2 separate regions of the Homo sapiens genome follow, and region 1 is linked to region 2. A link is a loop called in an ENCODE intact Hi-C map of the cell type or tissue named here. Cell type or tissue: B cell. All regions are shown on one strand. Region 1 overlaps VAV2 (vav guanine nucleotide exchange factor 2). Region 2 overlaps BRD3 (bromodomain containing 3).

Region 1 (5,000 bases), 110 kb after region 2:
CCATAGCGCGGGGGCCCTGGTGATGGCCTGGGAAGCCTCTCAGTGTTCATGATGACTGTCAAGTTAGACCAGTTTGTTTTTTTTTTTTTGAGACGGAGTTTTGCTCTTGTTGCCCAGGCTGGAGTGCAATGGCATGATCTCGGCTCACTGCAACCTCCACCTCCCGAGTTCAATCGATTCTTCTGCCTCAGCCTCCTGAGTAGCTGGGATTACAGGCATGCGCCACCACGCCTGGCTAATTTTGTATTTTTAGTAGAGACGAGGTTTCACCATGTTGGTCAGGATAGTCTCAAACTCCTGACCTCAGGTGATCCACCCGCCTTGGCCTCCCAAAGGGCCAGGATTATAGGCGTCAGCCACCGCGCCCAACGACAGACCAGTTTTAAAGCAGATACGGGCCTCCCTGAGTCTCGGTCTCCTCATCTGTAAAATGGGTGATAAGGGACCACCCCCGCCCCCTGCTAGAGTGGTTATTGGATCTGACCAGCTAATGGGTCCCTGGTGGGGTGGTGTGTAGAGTTGTGCAGGTGACATTGATGTGTGCAGGAATAAGGGGTCGAGGCCAGACCCTACCTTTCACCTGCTTGCTTGTTTTCGGAAGAGATGCTTCTGGAAGCGAGGTTGCCACCTAAGCAGCAGTGGCTGTCCTTGGGGGCCCCTGACGTCTTGGAAGGCATCGTGGACTCTCTGCTGCTTGAGGAGAAAGCAGGGCCCTTTGAGAGGTGTCAGCAGTCAGAGGACACCTAAGAGTGCTTCCTAGACATTCATTCATTTGTTCATTCATTAATTCATTGGTTCATTTGTTCGTCTACCAGATACTGAGCCCGTGTGATGGGCTAGGCATTGTCCAGGGCATTTGGGACCCAGAGGGAGCAAACGGCGTCAGCTCCTGTCTCCGTGAGCACCTGGCCAGCCTGTCACCCAGGGTCACCTGTTTATCTACCTGATGGGCCCCAAATTTGATCCATTCCATCAAGCTGCATCTGTTGAATAGTAATCAAGCTATTTTAAGTGGTTTTTGGAATGAGCATGGCATAAATAAAACAGGAAATTAATTTGTTTTCCCATTTTTTTATTGATCAAAGACATCCTCAGCTGCCAGTCAGAGCTTCTGATCAGCACGACGCAGCATTGTGGCCCCAGGGAGTCAGCACCACTCCAGCTGGAAGCAGAGCAGCCAGGCGTGCAATCGGTCTCTGCTAAGCGCAGTGTTAGTGACACTTGTTGAAGTATTTCAAGAAAACGCACTATGTCTATCTATGTCTGTGGGTACTTCCTGGAGCCTTTGCCGCAGGGCGTGGAGGCTGCACATGGAGACCCCCAGCTTGCTCAGAAAGACCCAGAGGCTTGAAAAGAGAGTGCCTGTTCTCCTGAGGCCCAGAAGCTGTGGTGCCCTGTTGCTTTCAGGGCTGTGGTGCCCAGGTTCCCTTTTGCAGCAAGGAGCACATGGGGTGGGGGTCTTCACCTCCCAGTTGCTGGGCTGCTCTGGCCATGAGCAGAGAGCCTGAGGCCAGGCCCCAGAAGTCCCTTGTCGGCCTGTGTCCCTCCCCCAGTCCCTGGCAGCTGCCTTGAGGAGCTCTGCTGCGAACTAAAGGCCAGCGGGGTGGCGGGCTAACAGCTCCAGGGTGGGACCATGGTGATGAAGGGCCCAGGTTCTCGTGCACTGTGGCTGCTCCTCAGCTCCAGCTAACTGTGGCACCCCAACCCCCCTGCCAGCTCTCCCAGTGACCAATGTCTCAGGGGACTTCTGGACTTCCCCAGTGAGATGGCCTCAGTACAGTCTCTTTGAGTGAGAGTCCCAGCATCGTGGGAGTCAGAGGGCAGGGTTCTCCTTGCCCATTTTACAGATTGAGAAACTGAGGTACAGAGAAGCTGTGTGGCTGTTGAGTGGGAGCAGGCCTGGGTTGTCCCCACCTGGAGCACCTGCTGTGGGGTCTGCACTGGAATGTGGTTGTGTGCAAGAGGCCAGGGGGAGGTAGGACTGTGCAGGACAGGAGTCGGTGGTTCAGGGATGCCAGCCAGAGACCTGGGAGGAGCCCTGCCTGTTGGTGACGATCTACATGGATGGGGAAGGTTGGGCCAGGCGATCTGGAGACCCCAGCTTGGGGCTTTCCCTGCAGGACCCCACCCCCAGCTGAGTGCCACTCCTGGGACTGAGGACACCCGGGCCCCTGACCTTCCTGGTGGGGCAGCCAAAGGGACTTTCCCGGGCATGGGCCTGCCAGAGGCTGGGGGCATCCTGAGAGGAACCGGGCCTGGGTTCAGATCGCGGGTCACCTGCCTTCTGGGGCCTCCATTTCCACATCTGACGGAGCAAATGTGGATGTGAAAGTGCTAGTGGGCTGTGAAATGGCGCATGCGTGCTAGTTAGTTATTATGTGCCGATCAATCAGGTCAGCCCCCTCCTCTCTGGCCCCATTCCTAAGCCTTGGTTTCTGTGGGTGGGGCCTGCCCCTCAAGCCCAAAGGCCGGGCTCCTACACTCAGTGCCTCCCCATCTCCTCTGAACAGACTGAGTTTTTGTCAAAGTACTGTTGTCATTTTAAAAAAGAAAAAATAATGGGATTTCCCTGCCCAGAAACCCATAGACAGGATAGCTTAGAGGCCAGCAGTCTGGCCTTGGGGGTCAAACCATCCCAGATCCATTGTTAGCTCAGTTACATCCTTGCTAGTGACCTTGGGCAGGCCAGCTGACCTCCTGAAACCTCAGTTTCCTCATCTGTAAATTAGGAATTGCTGCAGTGACTCAAGGGAGCTCTTAGCCCAGTGCCTGGCCTTCTGGAAAACCTGGCGGCCGTGGAGCGCCTATAATCACTGTGAGTCAGCGCACCGAGACGCGTAGCCAGTCTTGGCCGGAAGGGCCTGGAGCTCTGTGCCAGAGCCTCACTGTGCACATGAGGAGACTTGCCCGAGCTCTCCTGGGAGGAGGGAGCAGCGAGGGTCACCTCCCATAAAGGTCAGCCCGGCCCCACGCTCCTCCTGCATGGTCCAGCTGGGGCCCAGGAGTCAGCCCCTGAGACAGTGTGGCACCTGCCTTGACGACGCAGGCCTTGTGCTGCCGTCCTTGGCGAGACAGGACTTTCTTGCATCCCCTTAGGCGGGGGCCTGCTGCCCTTTTGCATCCCGGCCACTCCATTTGCCCCTGAATCCTGGGCCTACCCATGAGCTCACTGCTTGGAGCTTGGTTGTCTGTCTGTGCAGTGGGCCAGTGCACACCTCACAGGCTCTGCAGGTGGTGAGTGAGTTGGCTGTTGTGCACGTCAGCATCCTCCCTGCCTGTGGTCATTGTCAGGCTCTGCTATTACTCCATCACCATTGCCCAGGGGTCGATGGCCAAGCCACCTGTGTTCAAACTGCAGCTCCCCAGCTGAGGCCTGCTGGCTATGTGACTCAGGCAAGTGGATTTGCCTCCCCCGGCTTAGTTTCCCCTTTTGTACCCCTCTCAGGTCATGCCGGCTAGATGCCAGCTCTGGAGGGCGAGGCAGGCCTGTCCTGTTTCCCACTCCAGCACTGCCGGTGACCCGTTGCCAGTAAGGGGCAGTGGAAGGGCCCACATAGGCTGAAGGGCGCCCCTGCTCTCGGTGGGCTGCCGTGGGTTCTGCAGGGCAGAGAGGCCTGTCCCTGCCATTGTGTCCCCATCACAATAGATTGTTTCAGAGACCCTAAAGAGACGTGACTGTCCTGTGAGCATGTGAGCTTGGCCGGTGAAGCTTGCCATCCAGGATGCCCTCGGGCCTCACCTGTGGCTCAGACCTGGGCTCCTGGCTCTGGGGTCTTGGCTCTCCGGCCCTGCGCCGCCTCTCCTGTCTGTGACACCCCGCCCTGGCGCCTTGCAAGAGCTGAAGGACAGTGCAGCTGAACCTGGGGAGGTGGGCGACTGGGCATGGAGCCTGTGTCACCACACTAATCCGATTTCAGCCTGATTAGATCTGCGGCTGCCGATGAATGGGCCGGAGAGAAAGGGGCTGACGTTTCCAGGGCACACTACACGCTGCCTCTCATTGCAGCGCCAGAGCCTGGACAAGGGATTCTTGGGGCCCAGGGGCGGGAGCCCTCCCTGCAGTCTGGGGCTGTGGGGAGCAGGAGGTGGGGTAGCCCATGCCCCCTCAGAGTGCCCTAAACAAACACAGTGGGGACCCCATAGCCGCCAGCCTGGGGGAGAGGGCACTCAGCCCTGGGACCCTTGTCACAGGGCTTGTTTTCTGGGGACAGACCCTTGCTGTGGCCACTCAGCTGGACTTAAAGTCCAGGATGCTGGGGGAAGCAGTGGCTGCCTTTGTGGGGGGTCCCGAAGGCCAGGTTGGATCAATGAGAGAGAAGAATGCCGCTTGCTCCTGCAGCCACAGGTGACAGCTGAAGCCAGCCTTCATAGCTTGGGCGTGGACAGGGGACTTTTCACCTGGCGCTGACCACCATCTGGGCCTCCCTTTGCCACTGTCCCTCGGCCTGTGTCCTCAGTGGGCCCCTGTGGCCATGATGCACCTGCAGCAACCTCAGCCTTGGGTCCGGTCCCTGCCAACCGTCAGGGTCTCTGTCTAGAACCTGGACCTTGAGGCTCTGATTGGCTCCAGAGCGACCACAGACCTTGCAAACCAGGCCACTGAGGAAAGGGGTACAGGGATGGCAGGAGGGACCTGGTGCCTGCCCACACGCCCGTCCTCTCAGAGGGCCTTTGCCCTGGCCGATGTCGACATGGCTTCATTCTTGGCGCTGCCGCCCTCTGGTCAGGTGCCCACGTCCTTAACTCTCTGTGCCTCAGTTTCCCTTTGTGGAAAATGGGATGAACTGTAGAAAGCACAGGAAATGCTCCCTGAAGGGAGGCCGGGCCGTGTGTGGCCTCCCTCGAGGTGGAGCCTGACGTGGCCCCCAGGCTTTGTCCCGGTCTCTGCCATCCCCGTCCGTGCAGTCCCTGTCCCTGCCATCTGCATCAGCCTGTGTGGCTCAGTTTTGCAGAGACCACCCTGGGTTGGGCCCAGAGCTGCACCAGGAGGACTTCTTAAA
Region 2 (5,000 bases):
CCAGTCTGCTGAAGCGCCCCGGGACAGGGCTGGGCCTGTAGAGCCGGGCCCTCCAGGCGGCCAGGCAGCTGCAGGAGAGCAGGTGCGCTGTGCATGGGGGGCTCACAGCACTGGGCAGATTCCCCTGGGGAGTAGGCGCCAGGGCTGGCCGTGCCTGCTTGGGTGGGGCCCACGATGCCCAGCTGCCCTCCCCAGGGCTCCTCCAGGGCTACAGGGGGCCCCCAACCCCCGACTTCTCCCCTGGCTCCATAGAAGGAAGCAGTTGGCTCCGTCTGTCACTGAAGGCAGCCCTGCCCTGACAGATCCAGTTTCCCGAGTCCTGGAGGGTGGCCGCTGGTCACCACGTGGGCTGGGGAGGCCCCTCTGGCCGCCTGGGGACAGGTGCTAGGTTGGCCGGGTTAGATGGGGCTGTGGGGGCAGCAGGCTGGGATCCCTTCTCACAGACTCAGCTCCCTCCTGCCACAGCCGATCACAGCACTGCTCCCAGCATTATCCCGAGAATTCTGGGGCTGTGGGGTGTTGGCGGTGAGTCTGGCATGGATGTCCAGCTTTGTTCAAGCTGGCTCTGGCCTTCTCTGCCTGGGCGACGTTGTGCCCCTTCACCTCTGAGCGTCCCCTCCACTTATGGAAGATGGGGCTCATCTGACCCCCACTGACGCAGGACAGAGTCCAGGAGACGGGCTGGAGTGCCCCAGTGGGGGCCATCCAGTCAGGGACACAGGTACAGAGGCCCAGAGCTATGGAAATTCCAGGGCTGGAGACCCATGGGGAATGGGGAGCCCCTGGGAAAGGCCTCCCCTAGCTTCCTCCAGCACCCCCACCCTTGGTTCCAGTGCTCCTGTCTCCCACCCTTTAGCTGGCAGGTCTGGTTGAGCCCCTGCAGAGCTATGTAGCCCTGCCCCTCCCTGCCACTGCTCCTCCAGACTCATGCTATAGCTGGAATGGCCTTGGTAAGCTGTCCTCCCAACCCTGCCTGTTTGCTGAAAGCTGGGACTCCCCATCCCTGGACCCCAAATAAGGACTTTTTGCTCTGGGCCCAGGCCAGGCTGGAGATGCCCCCATGGTCCAGCCGCTGCCCCTTGGCTGGTTTGCCCCAGGGTGTGGCATTGGAGGCAGCACCCCTCTGTCCTCCCTCTGTGGAGTGCCTGAAGGCTAGGCTGCTGTGCTGCCCAGGCGACATGCCTGCTCCTGCCCCTCTGGGTCTCTGCTCCCCAAGAGGGCCATGGAATGGCAGGAGGGGTCAGGGAGACTGCTACTGGCATTTCTGGGTGTTTTCTTTGGTGGCAACTGGACAGATTCCCATTCCCTCCCTGTTTGTCCACAGCCCTGAAACAGCCCTGGACTCAGCATCTTTTCTGATGAATTCTGGGCTGGGCCAGCCTAAAGGGGGCTGAATTTCTGCTTTTCATTCAGGTCCTCCTGTGCCCTATGGAGAGGAAGGCAGAGTCCAGGGACCTTGGGAAGGGTTCAGGGGGCCACCCACAGCTTCAGGGCCAGAGGTGGGCCTGCCTGGGGCCACACAGCAAGGGTGAGGATAGGTAGGATTCGGGCCACCTCACCAACATTCCTTCCATGTCCAGCACAGAGCCTCTCTTGGATGGGGCATGAGTGGGACCCAGGAAGGGGGCTAGTCAGTGTTAGGGGAGCCTGGCCACTGCCCTCTCCCCGCTGGCTACTTTGGAAATCTCCATGGCATTCCAGATCGTGTGTGTGTGTGTGTGTGTGTGTGTGTGTGTGTCAGGGTCTTGCTCTGACATCCAGGCTGGAGTGCAGCAGTGCGATCACAGCTGACTGTATCCTCAAACTCCCAGGCTCAAGTGATCCTCCCACCTCAGCCTCCTGAATAGCTGGGATTCTAGGTGCACCACCAGGCCTGGCTAATTTTTTTAAATTTTCGTAGAATCAGGGCCTTACTATGTTGCCCAGGCTGGTCTCGAACTCCTGGTTTCAGGGGATTCTCCTGCCCCTCCCAAGGTGCTGGGGTCACAGGCCTGAGTCACTGCGCATGGCCTGGGTCTTTCTTGAGGATTTCACCAGACCCACTCACTGCTGGGTTTTCGCTTGGCGTTCGAGGACTTTTGTGGTTTGTCTGAGTTTCCTCTCTGGGCAGTTTCGGATCCTCTTGTGTCTAAGGCAGGCTGCCTGCTCACTCCGACTTTTACCCGACTGGCAAGGGTGGCCTCTGCCTCTGTCTCTGCTGGGCCCGGCAGGCAGTGCCTGTGGGCTCTCTAGCATGGGCTTTGTGGGCAGCTGAGTGGGAGACCCGGGGAGGTGGACCCCAGGGAGGGTCTCTGAGCCTCCGCCCCCTCCTCTGGGAGACAGAGCTCCATCCCTGTCCTGCAGTGCCCAGGGGAGAGCAGCAGTGGCACATCTGGCTCCCCAGGCCTGTCCCCCAAGGACCCACCGCTTCCCTGCCATGGTCCCAGGGATGGAGTGCGTTTGCTGAGGACAAGGCTGCTGCTGCTGCTGCGACAGGCTGCTGATGGCCAGGCTGCCTTCCTGAGGGGGCCTTGCCCGCACAGCAAAGAGCCCCCTGGAGCGAGGTGGCTGCCAGCAGGCTGTGTGGGAGCCCCTTCACCACTGGAGGGCTGAGTGGTGAAATGAGTTCTTCCTGCACTGTACATGCTCACAGACCCTTCTCGGTTCACATTTTAGCAGACAGGCTTCCAGCCCCTCCAGTGTCCAGGGTCCCTGTGGTGTGGGGCCCCCCTGTTCCCCAAGAAAAGGAGCAAGGGTTTACCCCCAGGAGACCACACCCCCTTCTGCTGCACATTCCCGCAGGGCAGCTGCGAGGGGTGAAGGAGGGATTGCGGCACGAAGGTTTTGTGTGTCTCGTGTCTAGACTTTAAGGCACTGGGGTCTCTGGCACCGCTGCCTTCCTCCAGCCCGAGTCACTCCACCTGAGTCCATCTGCCCCACCCCTGCCCCACTTCCTCACAGGAGTCCCGTCGGCTTATTCCCCATCGCATGAAGGTGGAGAGTGGGTGCAAGGCAGAACCCTGGACCCCACAGTTGCTGTGAGGACGCAGGATGCAGAGTGTGTGTTGAGGAACGGGGTGCTGGGGGCCCGGGGAGAAGGGAGGTGCACCCTCTTCCCTCTGAGCAGCTTCCGCGGGCGGGGGCAGCTCTGGGCTGGCCCGTTTCTTCCAGACCCCACTCATTTTCACCCCCCACATTATCATGAAGCAGATTCCAGACACATTTCATTCATAGAACTTTCAGTCCAAATCTCTGAAAGATGAGGACTTTTGAAAGATTGTAACCACAACGCCACCATACCCCCAATACTAACTCTGGTTCCGGAAATACAGTCAGTGTTGAATCAGTGCCCCTTGGCTCCTCCAGCAGGCGCTGCCAGCACACCGGCCCAAGGCACAGCCTCCAGTGCCCAGCTTTGCTTCAGATCCAGTGCCACTGCCCCACCAGCTGTGGGGCCCAGGCCACCCCTTCCTGGACTATAAAATGGAGCCCTCTTCGGCCAGCCGCCCACCCTCCCTCTTGGTGACACAGTGGGCTGAGCGAGGGGATACTGGGTTTTTTCTTTTGCAGCAAAATCTGGCCCCCCTTTACAGCTGATACAAGGCTGTCTGTAGTTTGAACCTTTGTGTATCTCTGCAGAATACCGGGTTTGATTTGGGATGTCATCTCAGACCCTGGGGTAGGGGTGTGTGTAGGAGAGACACCTCTACCCCCCGGGAAAAGGCTTCCCTTGCTGGTTTGGCTTTCTGAAATCCAAAAAGTTGACAGTCACTACAGGAGTAGAGGCAGGTGACACGGAGTGGTCAGGCTCTGGCCTGGGGGGGACAGGGATGTAACAGGGGCTGGTCCCTGGTGTCCAGACGTGATCCTTCTGTTTACTTTGTTTCTGGGAGCTGGGAGAAGCGAAGGCCATGTTTGTTTTGGGCAGACATGTTCTGAATGTCCAACACTGCCAGCCACACTCCCAATGTTACCTCTGTTCGTCCACGTGGCACCCTGGAGTGATGCAAGGTCCTCCTCCCTTTGCTGCGGCCCCAGGGGACTTGGGATCTAGGGGCACCTCCTTTTCTCCCCAGCCAAGGGGGCCCATGGTCACACCCAGTTCTAGCCACTGGCTAGGACGTCCCGGCCCCCAGAATGTCCTTGCATGAGTGAAGCTGTGGCCTGCGGGAGGCATGACTCTCATGCCTGCGCATGGGCTGTGGTGGGAAGCACTCGGTAGACGACGGCCTTGCTAAGCTCTCAGCACAAACCATCTCTTCACAGCGAGGTCAGCTGGGGGTGGAGAGCCGGGCTGTGAATCCTGGTGTGCCGACACCGCGGGCGCTCCATGCCTCCCTCTCGCAGGGCCTCTGTGTCGGGTGTGCAGACCCCAGGGGGGCCCCTTACCGCCTTTCTGCATGGGCCTCTGTGTCTGGTGTGTGGACCCCGTGGGGGCCCTGCAATCAGCCCTTTCAGAGTCTCCACTGGACCTTGGGTTCTGGAGGGGCCTTGTGGCTGGCGGCTGGCCCTGCCCTGGGCTGCCTTTGTGTCCTTGCTGGCCGTTGAGGGTGGGGGAAGCAGGAGCGCCTCGTTCTTTAACTTCCCAGGGTCTTCTTGCTGTGTGGCCGCCTGCAGGTTGAGGAGCCTGGGACAGGAAGCCCAGGGTCTTGATCCTGGGCTGTGCCTCCACTGCCGACTGCTGAGTGCTTTGTGTCCCAAAGCCTTTGCGCTCAGGTGGCATTCCGGAGGTGAAGGAGGAAGGGGCCTCAGCTTAGTCGTCCGTACACGTGCGCAATTATTCTGACCTTGCAGGTTTGTTGTGGGGATTGTGGGGTCTCGGCATCGGTGAGCTGAAGGGCTCGTGGCCCTGGCCGACCACCTGTGCTGTTTGTGGTGTTTCTCCACTGTCTGCTCCCACCTCACCTCACCTCACCTCACCTGGCAGAGGAGCCACCGACGTCTGGGCCAGAGGGCTGAGGTGGGGTGAACATGGTGTGAAAGCACCACACTCTGCAACAGGGTGGCTGTCCTGCTTGTGC

What was found. Hi-C counts contacts between places; a loop is a spot of excess contacts. Peaks named below come from ENCODE experiments on the same cell type or tissue, not always from the same donor. Only the 100,000 strongest peaks of a DNase experiment are listed, where the experiment ranks them.
Region 1: it touches region 2 in a loop (2.9-fold over the local background); 1 of 110 quality-filtered maps calls a loop at or near these places.

The regions. Positions count from the first base shown.
Region 1 is chr9:133,942,789-133,947,788 of GRCh38, reverse strand. The region is part of intron 1 of VAV2 (vav guanine nucleotide exchange factor 2); the gene reads left to right. Among named protein-coding and RNA genes, the nearest start is that of VAV2, 47 kb to the left of the region's middle. RefSeq lists enhancers at 1,740-1,849, 2,510-2,559, 2,599-3,452. In B cell, no CTCF peak of the experiment used is centred here; DNase peaks (open chromatin) are centred at 1,328, 1,718 and 2,308; H3K4me3 peaks cover 1,812 bases; H3K27ac peaks cover 3,357 bases.
Region 2 is chr9:134,057,326-134,062,325 of GRCh38, reverse strand. The region is part of intron 1 of BRD3 (bromodomain containing 3); the gene reads left to right. It overlaps LOC100130548 (a long non-coding RNA gene), which reads right to left. Exons shown (of 3, transcript NR_135126.1): 3 at 3,521-5,000. Among named protein-coding and RNA genes, the nearest start is that of BRD3, 8.2 kb to the left of the region's middle. RefSeq lists enhancers at 1,918-2,097, 2,118-2,167, 1,972-2,713. In B cell, CTCF peaks have their summits at 2,152 and 2,355; a DNase peak (open chromatin) is centred at 2,095; H3K4me3 peaks cover 517 bases; H3K27ac peaks cover 552 bases.